Linked DNA regions of Homo sapiens: region 2 is linked to region 1. Evidence: read pairs that join two places in POLR2A ChIA-PET (ENCODE). Cell type or tissue: A673. All regions are shown on one strand. Each heading gives the region's core, and the rest is flanking DNA. Links, peaks and the distances in the headings are about the cores only.

Region 1 (2,905 bases), core at 193-2,692:
GCCTCCTGGCTGGGTGACAGTAAGCAAGTTGCTTAACTTCTCTGAGCCTTGGTCTCCCTATGTGTAAAATGGGACTCAAAATAGTACTTATTCATTTCCCGGGGTTTTGTAAAGATCAAATGAGATAAATAACACAGCAGACTCAGTGCAGTGCCTGGAACATGGGAAAGGATGGATAATTATTAGCTGTTAGTTATCTTGAGGCCAGGTGTGTCTTTGTGTGTTGCTGGCCCCCCTCCCGCTTCTTAATGCCTGCTGCCCCGTTGGGTAGGGTGTGGGATAGACTGTCATCCCGTAGCTCTGTGACCCTGAGCCTGCCAGTTGGCTCCTCAGAGACACATCCTGCAGGCAAGAAAATGAAGGTGCTCAGAGGAAGGGCTGTGCTCAGAGGAATGCCTTCCCTAGGGTTGGGAGATGGGTGCGTGATTGCAGTCCTAGACTGACTGTGAGCTGGAGGCAGACCTGTGCCTGTGCCTTGTCCATGGCCAGAAAGGAAAGTGCATTCAGGGTTAGGAGAACTATAGGAGAGTAATTGTTTGGTTTTAAGGCAGCTGAATAGCTTGGTATCTTTAAAATTTGTTTTTTAAATCTAAAGTCTAATCTTTGAAATCTTTTAAAAGCATTCCTTCTCTGGGGAGCAAAAAGCCTACAGCACCGTGTGTGGTCTCCTGACTGAGGCCAGCATGAGCTCAGCAGCTTCTCCTCGGCACTTGTGGGCCTTCGCTCCTGGGGATTTTGCCAGGAGGGGAATGGAGAGAGGGGTCTGGACTGGCGCCGCCATTTGTATTGTTGCTTCCTCCGGCCATGTGGCTGCAGGAGCTACTCCCGTGCACTAGATTTACTGGACTTTGTGCAGGGGTTACAGATGTGGATGAGACCCAGTGTCACTCCCCCCATGAGCATCCTGTCCGGAAAGCTGTGGGGGGACAGCTGTGTGGCTCACTCCTAGGCAGACATTGTGCCAACAAAGTGACGTTGTTGTTTCCAAATAGTTTGCAGCTAGTTTTAACTCAGTCCATCAGAGAAGCCTCCCTGGAGGAGGTGGCATTTGGGCTGGGCCTTGAAGGACGAATATAGACAAACTTTACATCTTTTCTTGAAAAAGGTGCTGTAGTTATTCAAAGTGACAGAGGAAGACAACAAGAGAATCAGGCAGGTGGTATTAGAGGTATGCTTCCGTTTCTCGGGGAAGAGAAGGGGTGAGAGGGAGCTGAAGCCACCCCGTCGTGTACTTTACAAACTTAAAATTTCAAGATGAGTTTGTGTGTGTTACTTTCTGATAACAAGATATGAAATTCCTTGCATTTTGGGGTGCTGAGATTGGCAATAGTGGTTTTCCTTCTACTGAGGAGGCTTGGTTTGCTCTCTTGTATTTTACTTTATTTGGCGGGGTGGAGGATGTATAGTAAGAAGTAGAAACCACACTGTCCTCTTTTCACACTGACCGGCAAAGCTAAGCCTCATCCCCAAATGATTTTGTTCCTAGAAGGGAGAGTATTTTCAAATTCAGCAGAAAAGTCAGGAGTGAAGATTTGCTGTCATGGAGGTAACTTCCTCTCTAGTAATTGGATTAGATTCTGAGAAAATGACCCAAACACCACTGCAGCAATCCTCAGCTTCCTCCCGCCTCCCCGCAGCCCCGAATGCATTTGCACAGAAGCACACACCAGTTTCCTGCAAATAAAATGCACTGGCAGGTGGCTGCACTAAAACTGTTTTTCTTTTAAGCTCCCTGGAATCCTGTTGAATATTAAAGTTCCATCTTGAGGCTAGACTCAATTCAGATCTGCCTGTAAAGATGTAAAACAGCGATTCTTCATTTGCTGGGTGATTGATTCCTGACTCTATGCTCAGAATGTACATGTTTGCAGAGCAGTCATCTACCTATGATACTGTGGGGTGTGATGGATGGCATAGCAGATAGGGAAAAAAGCTTGATGCAGAGTCAGGGAGAGCAGCTCCCTTGTTCCTTCACTCTGCACTTAAGTAATCAACCTTATCAGCAAGACAGTCAATGAGATTTAGGAAGAAGGAGAATTTATACCTGGGGGCGGGGCAGCCTAAGAGTGCCATTCCTCTCTGCTGGTGTTTATGCTTGCCTAACTAATGTTGTCCTGCAACAGAAAGACTAGGAACAATCCCCACCCACCACTACCAAAAAAAAAAAAAAAAGAGAGAGAGAGAGATCAAGAGAAATCACCCAGCCTGTGCCTGGAGCTACAGCGAATAACGGAACTTGAGTCTCCTACACCCCTGATTTGCATCCCTGATGATAAGAACAGGTTGGCAAAGAAAATGTTTACCCAACCAATTTGCTGTGTTTGGGGAGTTATCAGTCCTCACAGTCCGCGATGCTGGCGATTACCTTGTAAATAATGCATGGGCCACTTCTGGTTCCCAGTGTGCTGGCTGTGTGGGAAAGGGCAATGTCTGTACGAGCAGGCAGAGAAGATTGCCTGGCACCTACTGCGGCTGTTTTGCTGAACCTGTTGCCCTTTTGACAGGTGCAGAACATGTCTCAATCCATAGAGGTCTTGGACAGGCGGACCCAGAGAGACTTGCAGTACGTGGAGAAGATGGAGAACCAAATGAAAGGACTGGAGTCCAAGTTCAAACAGGTGGAGGAGAGTCATAAGCAACACCTGGCCAGGCAGTTTAAGGTATGCATGTTCCTCCCCCTCTCCCTCCCCTTATCCTCCTCCTCCTCCTCTTCCTCCTCCTTCCCCTCCCTCCTCTCCTCCTTCTCTTCTTCCTCCTCCTCTTCTCCTCCTCTTGCTCCTCCTCCCTTCATCCTCCTCTTCCTCCTCCCTCTCCTTCTTCTCCTCCTCTTCCTCCTCCTCCCCCTCTTCATCCTCCTCTTCCTCCTCCCTCTCCTTCTTCTCCTCCTCTTCCTCCTCCCTCTCCT
Region 2 (2,905 bases), core at 209-2,708, 850 kb after region 1:
GGCCAGGCTGGTCTCGAACTTCTGACCTCAGGTGATCCACCCGCTTCGGGTTCAGAATTCTATCTAAACGTTTTGCCAAACTCAGGGCCGGATTGACGTTTTCCCAGGGGTATCTATCTTTTCAATCCTGCCTTCAGATGGCTTTCCAACTCTTACTTGGAAATAATTTTTGATTTACAGAAAAAATGCAAAATAGTGCAGTCCTACAGACCCGCTCACCGGCTTCCCCAAATCCTCCCAGAGAATCTCCTCTTGCTGCCCCGCCCCGCAGGAACCCCCCCACAGCAATCCCCCACACGGGGACCCCATGCACCCGCCGCCGCTCTGGGCTGACACTCACGTCTCTCATGTTGGTCTGGACCGCGGCCCGGTCCATGTTGTAGGAGGGCAGGTTGGCGGTGGCCCGCAGTATGGCCTCTTTATCTGGAGCTTTCTGGTCTTGTTTTTTCTACACAGAAACGTAATCAGAAAGTCTGAGGTGAACGTAAGAGCAGCAAAAAGACGATGACAACTGAATCAGCGGAGCTCTGCCCAAGAAAGACTCCGTCTCCTTTAGGAGCCAGAGGTGTAAACTCCTTGATGAGCTGGGGGAGCCTGGAGAGTTCTGTGCAAGGCCCAGGGACAGCAGACGTGTCCTCAGCGTCTGCTCTGACGTAAATAAGAGTGAAGCGGTAGGTGAGGGGCAGAGCAGGAGCAAGGGTCACAGAACGACAACCACACAGGGACCGTGGCAGGGCTGGGGCAAGGGAGGCGACTCCAGAAGAACCACCCAGGCTGCAGCTGAGCCCCGAGGCCAAAACCACGAACTCATCTCTGCTCCTTCTGGAAGCTCCTGAAGGGCAGTCATGGCAGTAGAAACTCACGAGAACAAAAGTGATGGGAGAGGAACAGAACCGGAAGAGTGACAGCACATTCTCAGAAGACGGCAGAGGACGAGGATGGAGGGATCAGCGGAGCTACAAAGGCTCAGGCCAAGAGCAGAGCATGGACGCAAGACCATTCCAGCCTCCTAGAACTGCATCGGTGGCAGGGGACAAGGAGCGAGCCTCAGGAGCTAGCGCTCCATCCCCCGCCACCCTGCCCTGTGCTCCCCTGCCATCCAGTCCTGCCGGCAACTCCCAGAGAGCTGGGCTTGAGACCCCGGGCCAGGAGCCCTAGGCTCATGAGAGGGAAAGCGGCACCCCAGCACCCTCCACAGGGAGACCCAGTGGCAGGGGAGCGGGGCAGACACAGCCAAGAGGTGGGAGGGGGCAAAATGGCAGGGTCCACACCCAAAGCGCAGTGCCCCAGCCAGCCACCCAGTCCCAAAGCGCTGCTATCAAGATCCAGGGCCTCTGGAAGGTGACACATGCCTGTAATCCCAGCACTTTGGGAGGCCAAGGTGGGTGAATTACTTGGGGTCAGGAGTTCGAGACCAGCATGGCCAACATGGTGAAACCCCATCTCTACTAAAAAGACAAAAATAAGCCCGGTGTCCTGGTGCACACCTGTAATCCCAGCTACCCGGGAGGCTGAGGCAGGAGAATCACTTGAACCTGGGAGGTGAGCTGAGATCACACCACCGCACTCAAGCCTGGGTGAGTGACAGTGAGACACCATCTCAAAAAAAAAAAAAAAGGAACAACAGAAAGCAGCACAAAGTGAGGAGTCAGCAGGGAAGAGGATAGTGTTTATGAGCCAGGACAGACGGCCCACGGAGGAACACACCAGAACACTAGAAGACATCATCTGAGGAGGAGAACTGGCCTAGGAATTTAAACATGTTACAGCCAGATCAAAGAGGCTACAGAATGCTTAGAAGATAAAATCAAGGAATCCCTCAGAAAACACGCCTACCAGCCAACTCATAAGAGTTACAGAAAGAGAAAAGAAAACAAGGAGATCAAAAAACCAATTCAGAACATTTTCCAGGACTAAATTTCCCAGAACTCAAACATCTGAATCTCCAGAGTCAATGTGCCGGACATAGCAAAGAGAAAAAGACCTGCAGCAGAGACACCATGGAATATTCCAGAACACTAAAGCACACCAGATGGCAGAAGGTTCTACAAGGAGCAGAGGAAGGGGAGGCGGCTGGTGCAGGGAGGAGCGGCTCAGAGCTGCCTCACGTACTGCATACGGCTGGCACCCCCTCCACAGCTGCTGCGCTGGAATACGAGGCCTCCAGACAGTTTCCCCTCCTGGCACCCGAGGAAGTCAGGCTCCACCAGACCAAGGGACAGATCGAGAAGAACAAGACACCTGGTCCTGCGGCAGGCAGAACTCGAGGACGGCCGCACGCTCCCCGGGCCTGGCAGTTGCCCGTGCGTGGCTGCACAGCATGAGCAGGACACAGTCCACTCTGGGGTCAGGTTACATCACGCGGCACAGCCGACTGTGGGGAAAGAGTATGATCCTTGGTGGGCCTCAACTAATCAGGCAGGTCCTTAAAAGGGATGGGTCTCTTTCTGGAAAGAGAGATTCAACACTTCAGAAGTCCTGTTGCTGGCTCTGAAGGAGGAGGAGGCTGTGCGGGTAGGAATGCAGGCCGCGCCCAGGCCCTGAGAGCAGCCCCCAGCTGGCCGCCAGCAAGAAAATGGGTCGGAACTGGACTCTGCCAACCGCCGGAAGACCTCAGAAGCAGAATCTTCCCCAGCCTCAGAAAGGAAGGCAGCCCTTCAGCACCCTGAACACAGCCCTCCGGCACCCTGATTTCAGCTCGAGACCCTGAGCACAGAAACCAGCTGAGCTCACCCAGCCAGACTTCTGCCCTACAGAACTGCGAGCTACAAGCGGAGTGCTGTTTTAAGCAGCTACATGTGTGGCGATTTGTTAGGTGGCAACGGAAAACTTGCATAGACTTAGCAAACTCTAACACGGGAAAGAGGCAGGAAAGCCAGGCTGTGCAGCAGGCCTGGAAGGCAGC

The links. Peaks named below come from ENCODE experiments on the same cell type or tissue, not always from the same donor. Only the 100,000 strongest peaks of a DNase experiment are listed, where the experiment ranks them.
Region 2: POLR2A ChIA-PET joins it to region 1 with 5 read pairs; 3 of 35 experiments call an interaction of 5 or more read pairs at or near these places.

The regions. Positions count from the first base shown.
Region 1 is chr9:135,093,360-135,096,264 of GRCh38, forward strand. OLFM1 (olfactomedin 1) reads left to right here. Exons shown (of 6, transcript NM_001282611.2): 3 at 2,505-2,660. Among named protein-coding and RNA genes, the nearest start is that of OLFM1, 7.1 kb to the left of the region's middle. In A673, for the core only: no CTCF peak of the experiment used is centred there; DNase peaks (open chromatin) are centred at 702, 1,622 and 2,192; H3K4me3 peaks cover 982 bases; H3K27ac peaks cover 2,500 bases.
Region 2 is chr9:135,947,458-135,950,362 of GRCh38, forward strand. It overlaps UBAC1 (UBA domain containing 1), which reads right to left. Exons shown (of 10, transcript NM_016172.3): 4 at 341-448. Among named protein-coding and RNA genes, the nearest start is that of UBAC1, 12 kb to the right of the region's middle. RefSeq lists an enhancer at 1-396 and a silencer at 2,877-2,905. In A673, for the core only: no CTCF peak of the experiment used is centred there; no DNase peak of the experiment used is centred there.